Linked DNA regions of Homo sapiens: regions 2 and 3 are each linked to region 1. The links are chromatin loops, found by intact Hi-C in ENCODE. Cell type or tissue: GM12878. All regions are shown on one strand.

The links. A loop is a pair of places that touch in the nucleus more often than their neighbours do. Peaks named below come from ENCODE experiments on the same cell type or tissue, not always from the same donor. Only the 100,000 strongest peaks of a DNase experiment are listed, where the experiment ranks them.
Region 2: it touches region 1 in a loop (3-fold over the local background); 1 of 110 quality-filtered maps calls a loop at or near these places.
Region 3: a loop joins it to region 1, with 2.9 times the contacts of the local background. A loop is called at or near these places in 1 of 110 quality-filtered maps.

The regions. Positions count from the first base shown.
Region 1 is chr14:71,495,944-71,499,943 of GRCh38, forward strand. All of the region lies in intron 2 of SIPA1L1 (signal induced proliferation associated 1 like 1), which reads left to right. Among named protein-coding and RNA genes, the nearest start is that of SNORD56B, 100 kb to the left of the region's middle. In GM12878, no CTCF peak of the experiment used is centred here; a DNase peak (open chromatin) is centred at 1,998; H3K4me3 peaks cover 665 bases; H3K27ac peaks cover 4,000 bases.
Region 2 is chr14:71,616,849-71,620,848 of GRCh38, forward strand. SIPA1L1 (signal induced proliferation associated 1 like 1) reads left to right here. Exons shown (of 24, transcript NM_001386936.1): 6 at 1,909-2,039. Among named protein-coding and RNA genes, the nearest start is that of SNORD56B, 220 kb to the left of the region's middle. In GM12878, no CTCF peak of the experiment used is centred here; a DNase peak (open chromatin) is centred at 2,050; H3K4me3 peaks cover 365 bases; H3K27ac peaks cover 2,294 bases.
Region 3 is chr14:71,402,324-71,406,323 of GRCh38, forward strand. All of the region lies in intron 2 of SIPA1L1 (signal induced proliferation associated 1 like 1), which reads left to right. Among named protein-coding and RNA genes, the nearest start is that of SNORD56B, 6.0 kb to the left of the region's middle. In GM12878, a CTCF peak has its summit at 1,585; a DNase peak (open chromatin) is centred at 1,528.

The DNA.
Region 1 (4,000 bases):
TTTAATGGCATGTGCCTGTGGTCCCATCTACTTGGGAGGCTGAGTTGGGAGGATTGCTTGAGACTGCTGTAGTTAGCCATGATCTTGCTGCTGCACTCTAGCCTGCAAGATCCTGTCTTAAAAAAAAAGAAAAAAAAAAAAAAAGCTATAAAATTGTCTTTAGCCACAGCTTTAGCTGCATCCCATAAATTTTGACATGTTGTATTTTTGTTTTTATTCAGTTTAAGGTATTTTAAAATTTTGAGCTGGGTGTGGTGGCATATGCCTGTGGTCCCAGCTACTCAAGAAGCTGAAGCAGGAGGATCACTTGCACCAAGGAGTTCAAGGCCAGTCTGGGCAACATAGCGAGGCTCCATGTCTAAAAATAAAAATTGTATTAATGATGATAATAAATATATTTCTTAATTTTGCTTGTGATTTTTTTTTTCTTTGACCCATGGGTTGTTTGGATGTTATTGTTTGATTTTCAAGTATTTGGAGATTTCTCAAATTTCTTTTGATTGTAGATTTTAATTCTTTGTGATCAGCAAACATATTTTATATTATTTCAATCCTTCTAAATTTGAGACTTGTTTTGTGACATTGCAAATGGTCTAACCTGGACCTTAAAAAGAATGTGTATTCTGCTGTTGTTGGATGAAGTTTTCTATAGATGTCAGTTAAGTCAGTATGGTTAATTATACTGTCTAGTGTTTATACCCTTGCTGATGTTTTGTCTGGTTATTCTGTCAATTATTTAGAGTGGAGTTTTGAAGTCTTCAATTATTAATGAATTGTCTCTCTCAGTTCTGTTTCATTTGTTTTGGTGCTCTGTTGTTAGGTTGCATGTAGGTTTTTAATTATTATATTTCACTGATGACCCTTTTATCATTATAAATTGTCCCTCTTTTTCTCCAGTAATGTTTTTATCTTAAACTAAAAAGAGAATCCTTTAAAAATGATCCTGGGCTGGGCGCGGTGGCTCACGCCTGTAATCCCAGCACTTTGGGAGGCCGAGGCAGGAGGATCATGAGGTCAGGGGATTGAGACCATCCTGGCCAACATGGTGAAACCCCACCTCTACTAAAATACAGAAATTAGCTGGGCATGGTGGCGCGTGTCTGTAATCCCAGCTACTCAGGAGGCTGAGGCAGGAGAATCACTTGAACCCAGGAGGCAGAGGTTGCAGTGAGCTGAGATCACGCCACTGCACTCCAGCCTGGGCAACAAGAGCAAAACTCCATCTCAAAAAACAAACAAACAAAAAAACAAAAAAAAAGATCCTACAGTTTTATTTATTTTTATTACAATGGGGTCTTGCTATATTGCCCAGGCTGGTCTTGAACTCCTAGACTCAAGGGATCGTTCTTCCTTGGCCTCCCAGAATGCTGGGGATTACAGATGTGAGCCACCACACCTGGCCCATACCGTTCTAAATGATCATACACATATACAATCCCAGGAATTTAAATACATGTATGGATTTTTGTGACTTTCATTATAATAAAGATTCAGAAGAGTTTTGTAACCCCCTAAAACTCCCTCATGCTACCCCTTTATAGTCACCTCTTTGCCTACCTATAATCTCTGGCAACCACTGATCTGCCATCCATTCCTGTAGTTTTTTCTTTTAAAGAATGTCACTTAACTTAATAAATTGGGATGTTATATAAGTGGAGCCATACAGTATATAATCTTCCAAGACTAGCTGCTTTCACTAAGCTTGCCTTTGAGATTCATCCAAGCTGTTGCATGTATCAGTAGTTGCTTTTTATTTCAGGATATTCCATTGTGTGGATATACCAATTTGCTTATACAATCACCTGTTGAAGGACACTTGAGTTGTTGCCAGTTTTGAGTGATTGTGAATAGAGCTGCTATGAACATTTGTGTCCAGATTTTTCTGTTAATGTAAGCTTTCATTTCTCTAGGATAGATGCCCAGGTGCATGATTTCTGAGTCATAGGGTAAGTGCTTTATGAGAAACTGCCAAACCACTTTCACGAGTGACTGTATCATTTTTCGTTCTCACCAGCAATGTTGGAGAGTTCTCATTTCCCATTCTTGCCACTACATGGTATTGCCAGCATTTTAAATTTTGGCCATTTTAATAGGTGTGAGTGGGATCTTCTTATGACTTTAATTTGCATCTCCCTAATGGCTAATGGTGGTTTCAGACATCTTTCATGTATTTGCTATCTTTGTACCTCTTTGGTGGAGTGTCCTCTTTAAGCTTTAAATTTGCTATGTTAACCTTTTCTGAGAAATCTTATTTTAGGTACACTTAAAAATACAATCTTTTCTTGATAACAAAGTCATTGTATGAACTGTAATTTTCATATGGGTTTGAAATTACAGGGAAGCTAGCAATGACTATTGAGTGGTGTAAGGCTGCTTATGTCTCTTTCAGGCATTCCTTTTCTGCTGTTAGCATGCCTGATTCTGGCAGTGCTTCCACTTCCATTCGGTTTTTGGTTTACTGCTTTTATGAAATGATCATGAATAAGGCTATAAGAATCATGTTTGAAAAAAAATAGTGAAGTGCTTCTCAGTAAATTCCCCAAGAGCTCTTCTCTAAGGAAAGTACATAAACTCTGTAACATCTGTTTTAGTGCTCCTCCAAACTGGGGGCCCTGAAATTCATCTGAGGAGTCTGTGAGTGTGAATCTGTGTGTGCAGTGAGCATTGTCTATGAGCTGAATAAACAGTATTCCATGCAGTACATATTCTACTATTTTCAGAATTATATGGATGCTGTTGAACAATCTTGAGTTTGGGTAGTTTTTGTTTTTTCTTTATGTAATTTGCCTACCAACTCTTTTGCTGCTTTTTCTAGTCCGTGATGTGGTGAGTAGAATTTTTCAGATGGAGCTTTCTTGATAAGTGAGGTATTACTGTTTGTGACTAGTCAGGACAGGATGAAGTAGGCTTTTTGTTTGTGCTGTTTAACCATAGGTTATCAAATGTTCTTTACAAGGCTTATATTAATTTATTAATTTTTGATGATGTAGTATTGCATACTTTTGCTGAAAAGCATTTTGGGAAAATTAGGATACTTCAGATTCTTCAAATGATAGGGTTTATATGATTTGTCATTAACACTAATCTAACAAGTGACAAGAAAAAGTATATTCCTCAAGTTGTTATTGCATAAAAGAAACATTTAAATCATGGTTTGCAGGGTTGATTCTTTCCCACATTCATCAAGTCATTTTGATGCTTTTATTATAAATAAAACTTGATTAGTAGATTGTTAGTTTAATCAAAGATTATAAAAATAGAAAAGGAGGTGGCACGTGCCTGTAGCTACCTGGTAGGGTGAGGTGGGAGGATCACCTGAGCCTGCGGAGGTTGAGGCTGTAGTGGGCTATGATCGTGTCACTGCATTCCAGCCTGGATGACACAGTGAGACCCTGTCTCAAAAATATGTATATATCTATACAGAGAGAGAAAAGGAAACTCTTCCTATGTATGTAATTTATATAAGCACAACATCTGCTTGCGTATTGTTGACCAGATTTTTTCTCAAGTTTTTAAAGTACTTTGCTGCTTTGCATGCCTCATCCTGTCAAGCAAGTTCTTGTTTAAGGAATATGTAATTGTATCATAATATGGTAATTTGTTATGCAAATATCATATCTTAAATTATCAATCTAACAGCTTTATTTTCCTCAGTTATTTTTGGTTCTCATTTCAGGATGTGAAATAGGATAGCAATAGAAATTAGCAAAAGGAAAAAAAAGGTGATTGATGTGCTAAATAATCATTGCCCTAATTTTAGTAATGAGATATTCAGGGGTGTAATTTGTTTTGGGGGGCTTTTTTGATTTGTTTTGTTTCACATTACTTAGATTCTCAGTTTCTTCATGATATTAAAGCAAAACCTGTCTTTAAGAGCCACTGTGCAAAATTGTTTGAATGAGAATAGAAATTTAAAATCGTTTAATTGAGAAGGAGGTCATTGATATGTGTCCCACCAGAAACCAGAGATTCAGTTCCTAACCATTTTTCACTAAAATAA
Region 2 (4,000 bases), 120 kb after region 1:
TTGGTGATGAATTTATAGTGGCCCTATATCTGGGAATTTCTCCAGCAGCAGAGAACTGCCATGCCACCTGCCCATTGTGAGATATGTGGGGTGTACTTGAGGGGTTCCTAGAAGTTGGTTTTTATTAGAGTCCATGAAGTACGAGGACCAGGTAATGAGTGTGACTCACACTCTGATGCATCTACTGTTGATCTGTGCTGCAGCGGTACAATATCCTCTGAGGGTATCAAAGCATGTTAAGCTCTTTGCTCCTTCAGTAAATGGCCCCAGACTGCTGTCTTGTTTCTCTTTAAGTTCTTGTCTGCCTTTTTGTACTATTTCTGTCTCCTCCCTTTCTGTTTTCTTCCTTGTTGTCAGTTGTTCTATCACATTGCTGTCTGCATGCAAGTCTGTATCAGCCCTACACCCTGGACTTTGTCAACACCTGGAATTATCACACCTCTGAAATAAAGCTGTGAGCTTGAAGACCAGACAACCAAGCTTATTAGAATTGTGTGCAAAGTAAGAGTAAATAATCTGAGTGTGTTTCTCATGTGCTGTGCTTTGAGGATATGCATAAGTGTCTGTACATGAATTTTGTGACATTTAGTGGGTTATTTCTTATATATGAGATGTTTGTTGCTTGTATTCCCATTGTGTTTTTCTTCTTTTGAATTTCCATGGCTTATGATAATAGTCTTAGAGAGCCCTCAACATTTATGATTGTAGCTTTTGTAATTGTGCTTTAGTACCTGCAAAGTATTTTCATATGCATTACTTAAATTTTAAACTACATGATTCGATATTTATGCTATTTTTTCTTATTATTCTCATGGATTTTCAAATACTTATATTTTGTATGGAAATAACATGTATTTTCAAATGTGTATGCATTTTGTGTGATAATGAGATATTATGTCACAATCCAGTCATTTAGCCGTGTCAGATATAAATGAAATACAATAATGTATAAATGAAATACAGTAATGTAAAGTAAGCATTTTGGAGGTTTGAAAAACAAATTATCTGTTCCAGTTTTTCATATATTTTCATGTTTTGTGGACTTCCTCATCTGTGAACATCTCATGTATGTATCAACAGTTTAAATTTTTAAAAGATGTATATGCACAGTAAATATCACTTTTCAACATTTTCTATAAATTAACTTAATTTTGATCCCTATCTTTCTTTTTGCAAGAGAAAGGTAAATTCAGCGCCAGTCCTTTGGAGGCTTGTGCTAAGGTTTGGGGCCTTAGGCAAAAGGCCAGAACATTGAAGAGAGGCCCTAGGCTCATCGGTCACCTGGACACACAAGTTACATTAGCCCTGCACTGTGGGATACCGTGCTATGGCCCAGAGCCCTGGGTCCTGCCTCCCTGGGGCACTGTGAAGCTCTTTCCTCTGAGCTCCTACTCCACCATACACAGGCCACCTGGGAGCAGAGTGCTGCCCAGAGACTCGCAGCACACATCTCTCTCTCCAATCCAGGGACATCTTTTTTAATCTGGTGGAATCCCCCTTTCTTCAAACTCTGTTCTCAATATGTTTAGAATGTTTTTGAAAAACAAAAACTAAAAAGCCCTGGCACAAGCCTTCTCTTAGGCAAGGAAGTGTGCACAAATGTAGCCTATTTAAATGGTGGGAGATAGGGAGAAAATACAAATTTATTTTGAGAAATAGTAGAGTAGTAATCTGTAGAGTAGTAAAAAACTCAACAGGCCACCCGTGTTCAGTGTTATCTTCTCTGGAACTAAACCTGTGTAGCCAAGTCTTTGTTTTTATAACTAACTGAAGAATATTAATATTTGTTAAATGTTTACATTTTATTGATAAAATTTCTGAGTGACAACCTTAAATACTGAGCAGAATGTAACATTTTCAAAGTGTTAGGTAGATTTTCTAACTTTGTTTTGTCTTATTTTACCTAAGAACACTGGAACTATTTTGGGGCTGATGAGAATCTTGGTCCAGTGGCTGTGAGCATTCGAAGGGAAAAACCAGATGAAATGAAAGAAAATGGATCTCCGTACAACTACCGAATAATTTTTAGAACTAGTGAGGTAAGTCGCAAATGAGAGAGGTTTGAGGTTTAACTGAAATGGGGAAGAAAGCAAATAGTAGCAGTAGCAAAGCAATTAAATTTAATAGCACATGGTTACAGCTGTCTTTGGAGTAAGCAAAGTCCCCTTTCATTTATTCTGGTGGAGATCGAGGTGGACAAGATGGTTAGATCTGGACCTCTTCTTTTCATCAGACTCTGAATAGATGCAGTCTATGAATGAGGAGTTTTGATTCAGAGAAAGATATGTCCATTAAGTGTGGCCCAAGGAAATTGGAGCCCTCAGATCCCCACTGGGATATTGTGTATCCTGCTTAGGGCTACTGGAAAGCGCCAAGCCAACTTGAGGAGCCAGGATATTAGATATAAGAGAAGGCCACTGAAGACTTAATTCACTCTTCCAAGCTCTTGCTGAGCTCATGTCTTCGCCCAAGAAGAAGGAGGGAAAGAGATTCTTGACTTCTTCCACTATCTTTGGGACCCATTGTCTGAGACCTAGAAGGTACATTCTTTGAACCAGGGGCTATCTAATTGTAAGTGAAACAGGCTGTTAGAGCTCTTTAGGAATCTAAATATACACAATGTATGAGTTTTTTATTTTAAAATGAAGTTTGGGCTAAAAAAAAAAGACATGGAAAAATAAAAAGAACCCACACAGCATTTTTTTTTTAAAACACCTATGAACAAGTTTGGGACTATGAGGTTCTCCTTTTTCTTTGTAAACTTGTATAATTGGGCCACTTATCGATTTATTGCCTCTCAGTTGCTAATTCACTTTAGGATTTTTGTTATGCATTAATACTTAATACCCTTGAGTCATCTAGAAAATAATGGTTTTGAAACTAGTTTAAATAGGGCATTTGGCTTCATTTCCCCCATTGAATGCAAAGCAAGTTTCCGGGGTTGGCATCATTTAGTAATAGTTCCTAAGCCTGAACTCCGGGGAAATTAAATATAGGACTTTTAAAGACAAGACTTAAATATCTAATGTGTTGTCTACACTGGCCAGAGAGAAATGAACTAACATACTCTCATGTGCTTTTTCTCCATGGCAAAGCTAATCATTAAGTGGTGTAAATTATTTTTTTGAGCACAAAGGCACGAAGAACGTCATGTTCTGTGTTTTGGACTTGTATGCAGGTAGTTGCTCCTCTCTAGCTTCCCAGATCCTAACAGTTTAGTTTGTTTGTTTGTTTGTTTTTGAGACAGAGTTTCACTCGTTACCCAGGCTAGAGTGCAATGGCGCGATCTTGGCTCACCGCAACCTTTGTCTCCTGGGTTCAAGTGATTCTCCTGCCTCAGCCTCCCGAGTAGCTGGGATTACAGGCATGCGCCACCATGCCCAGCTAATTTTGTATTTTTAGTAGAGACGAGGTTTCTCCATGTTGGTCTGGCTGGTCTCGAACTCCCGACCTCAGGTGATCCACCCGCCTCGGCCTCCCAAAGTGCTGGGATTACAGGCGTGAGCCACCACACCTGGCCGTTCCTACCAGTTTTTAGTGATACTCTCTTATCTTACTTCCAAGTATTTTTGTCTTTCGCATTCTCTTCTTTTTCCCTTCCCAAGGCCACTCTGATTTAAATACCCATCATATTCTTCCTTTTCTGTGTTGTTTTTTTGTCCACCTAAATTCATTTCCTTATCACTTGTTCATCCTATCCTTCATGCCAGAGGTTAAAGTTTCCTATGATTCTTTCTGAGTCAGATCCTGTCACTGGTTTCCATGAGCTTCCCTTCTCAGCAGATCCTGTCACTGGTTTCCACGAGCTTCCCTTCTCAGCATGTCTTGCAGGCTCTCCACATCTGATCCCAGCCCCTGTCTCCTACCTATCTGTCCTAAATTCTGCTCTGGTCTGTGAACCACACCAACTCTTACCTTTCCCACCTCTTTTCTTTCTGCTTTACTCCCTTGACCCGAAATGTTCTACTTGAATTCTGTAGTCATAAGATTCTCTTCTTCT
Region 3 (4,000 bases), 94 kb before region 1:
ACCACTTCTTAATTTATCTTGGGTAAATTTTTTTTTTTTTTTTGAGACAAGGTTTCTCTCTGTCTCCCAGGCTGGAGTGCAGTGGTGCAACCTCAGCTCTCTGTAACCTCCGCCTCCCGGGTTCAAGTGATTCTCTTGCCTCAGCCTCCTGAGTAGGTGGGATTACAGGTGTGAACCATCACACCTGACCAATTTTTGTATTTTTAGTAGAGATAGGGTTTCACCATATTGGCCAGGCTGGTCTTGAATTCTTGGCCTTATGTGATCTGCCCGCCTTGGCCTCTCAAAGTGCTGGGATTACAGGCATGAGTCACTGTTCCTGGCCTTGGGTAAGATTTAAAACTTCACTGATTATTATACTCCTTCCTAAAATAGAGATAATGCCCATGTCCTAGGATTGTTGTATTGGTTATGTGATGTAAAGAATATGTGCCTGGCATATTGGAGACACTATCATTATTATTTATAAGGGAAATTACTTAATTGGAAGACAATTAGATATTTGGTATTTAAAATTAATATCAAGGAGGAAGTTTCTAGATGTCCTAGATTTTATTTTTACTATTATAATAGTATTTGTGGTTATTGAGGACTGTGTGAACAGTTTTATAACTGCCGCTGTCCCCCTCTCCCTCCACATTTGGAATAGGTAGCCATCTTTAAAATAACATGTAAAGATGCACGTTTTTGAGAGACCTTCACATGAATAATGAAAAGCTTCTGAATATAATTATATATATTGAAATATGTGCCCCTATTAATGCCACTTATATGTTCATTGTAGATCATCTGTCTCCATTCTTCTTAAACTGGGTATCTTTCATAGCAGTGCCAAACAGACTTTTCATGTACTTCTCTGCCTCAATATTTTCTTTTTGAGTTTAAGTTTTAGAAGTACCAATTCATATTCCTTCTTTTTGCTAGCACAGTGTACCTATTAGTTATTTACATATATGTATAATGAGTTTGAAAAATGTTACATAAAAAGAATCTTGGCCTGGCGCGGTGGCTCACGCCTGTAATCCCAGCACTTTGGGAGGCCAAGGCAGGTGGATCATGAGGTCGGGAGTTTAAGACCAACCTGGCTAAGATGTTGAAACCCCGTCTCTACTAAAAATACAAAAAAATTAGCTGGGCGTGGTGGCAGGCACCTGTAATCCCAGCTACTCAGGAGGCTGAGGCAGGAGAATCGCTTGAACCCAGGTGGCAGAGGTTGCAGTAAGCCAAGATTGCACCACTGCACTGCAGCCTAGGTGACAGGCTGAGACTCTGTCTCAAAAAAAAAAAAAAAAAAAAAAAAATCTTAATCATATTGTTTTCACATTCTACTTTTTTAAAATGGCTATCCTTTTTATCAATTTATACTTCAGTGTTAGATCATAGAAGCAGTACCCTTCAAAATTAAATTCTGAGTAATTTTATTGTGAGGTTATAGTAAATGAGCTTGTGGATGGGTGAGCTCAAGCCAGCTGTGCAGCTTGTCTGAGTTGATGGTCTGGTTTGTAGTCTGGTTGCCAGTCCCAGTCTTCTGCTAACACTTCAGTATGATCACTGTATTTCCTCCTGTAGGCCACCTGGTGCCTTGCCTCTGAAACTACTATTTTATATCTATTGTAGGATGAAGCTTACTTTCCCTTGACTGCACACACACACACATACCCACCCACCCACCCACCCACATCACAGTGAAGAGACTGTTTTGGTTTCAGTTAAAGTCAGTAAATTAATACTTAAAATTTATAGTTTCATGACTTTTGCCAGAAAGCTAAAAATTCTGTTTTGAAGGTTGGCACTCAGGGGTGTAACTATAGTCAACTTTTTGTAAATTTGCATTGGATTGGCTTGCTTAAAAATAACTTTGGTAACCAAAAAGCATTCTTTTAGTATTTTAGGATCAAGATCAGGTAAAGGCAACTCACTTTTATCTGAAAATTTTAAAAGCATGTCTAGGCCAGGTGCCGTGGCTCCTACCTGTAATCCCAGCACTTTGTGGGCAGATCATCTGAGGTCAGGAGCTCGAGACCAACCTGGCCAACATGGTGAAACCCTGTCTCTACTAAAAATACAAAAATTAGCTGGACTTGATGGCAGGCGCCTGTAATCCCAGCTACTCAGGAGGCTGAGGTAGGAGAATCGCTTGAACCCAGGAGGTGGAGGTTGCAGTGAGAAGAGATTGCACCACCGCACTGCACTCCAGCCTGGGCTACAGAGCCCAAGGTTCTAGGGGGAAGAACCATTTTTCCCCTTCAAGTTTATTAAAGGACAAGGTGTTTTCTGATTTCACTTAAGTTATACATTTTTATTGTAAGTTTCAGTACTAGGACCAGCCTAACAGTAGGCATGTATTAACTATTAATTTGTTACAGGCCTTGAATTACATTTAGCATTGCAAGGCCGTCCATTTAAATTCTGTTATTTGATCCTAACAATAATTTTGTGAGTTAGGTAGGAAAGAATTTCATTTTACAAAGAACTTAGTAGAATTCCTTGGGCACCATTAAATGATGATTCTGGGGTTTGAATTTAGGACGTCTAGCTCCAATTCCATACTTCTTGTGCAGTGTCATGCTGCTTTCCCATACCGATCTGCAAATGTTTTGGTTCTTGGTATTGTAATAGTTCATTCATTCAACAGAGTTTTTAATGAATGTACAATTTTAAGCTCTAGGCATTTAAGGATGAATAAAAAGACAAGGTTTCCACCTTGAGGAAGACTCAGTAAATAACAAGTATCAAAAGTAATTATTGTGCCTATGGTAACAATGATTGGTACATAGTAGGTGCTCAGTAAATGCTTATTGCACAAATGAATGAGTGAGCAAAGTGGTAAAAAGGTAATAACAAGTGAGGATAGCTGCTTAAGTAGATAGATTGACCAGGAAAGGTCCTTCTGAGGAAGTGACACCTAAGCTAGGCAAAGAGCATTTTTCACAAAAGGACCAGTGCAGGCTGAGGACCTGAGGCAGGAAAGAACTTGGCTCATTGGAAGGCATCAAAGATGGCCAGTGGAGCTAAAGTGAGTATGCTGGGGAGACAGAGGTTCCAGATGAAATTGAAGAGAAATAACTAATCATGTAGGTCCTTATAGACCATAGCAAGAAACTTGGCTCCTACTCTAATGTTGGGGGACAGTTCTCCACTTGTCTCTTGTGTTTGTACATTGACTGTCTTTCTTCTGGATGATCTTTTCAAGGATGATTTGTATAGTGAATGGCCTTGGAAGAGAAAGAGAATGCCCCTTCTGGGGTAAAGGCCAGGCAAGCTTACTGCCCATTACAAAATATTTCAGTTCACTAAGCTCGGAGTTACTCTACTGTGACACAACCTGCTGTTGTGCTGAGGTCATCTTGTTCTCTTTGTGTCACCTGGTGGGAATTGAGGCTTAAGGGACTAGCACCAAAAAATACTGATACTTTGGCTACTGCTACTGCTGTAATGATGTCTTTTATCTCTGACCCTGGCATCTCATGTCTTCCACAGGCATCTATATAGCTGTGTGGCAGGCTAACTTGTTATCTCACATGTAGGGCAGAATTTTTACATTCTTCACATTTCTTGATATCTGAGGCCATGGGAACACGTTAGAGGCTTTTAAGCAGGGGAATAGTAAGATGTAGTTTACTAACCTTTTAACAAGTCAGTCTGACTACTCTGTGGAAAATGATCATGGGCAGAAAGAAGATTAATGAGGAATCTGGGGTAGCGTCTCGTCGAGAGATAACAATGGCTTCAACCAATGTGAAGACAGTGGAGATGGAGAGAAGTAAAGGAGTTAAGATGGTCTTTGGGAGGTAGAATTTATAGATCTTCACAGAATGGATGTGGGGTGTGAAAGAAGAATGTAAATGAATTGTAGGTTTTTGGCTTGAGCAACTGGGAAGATGAACTTCTGCTGAGATGGAGAAGCCTCAAAAATGAAGATAACTAACCTATAAAAATTTCTGATATGCTGTATATATTGCAAGGTTATAATGATTATATGGGTGCCACTGACATCTTG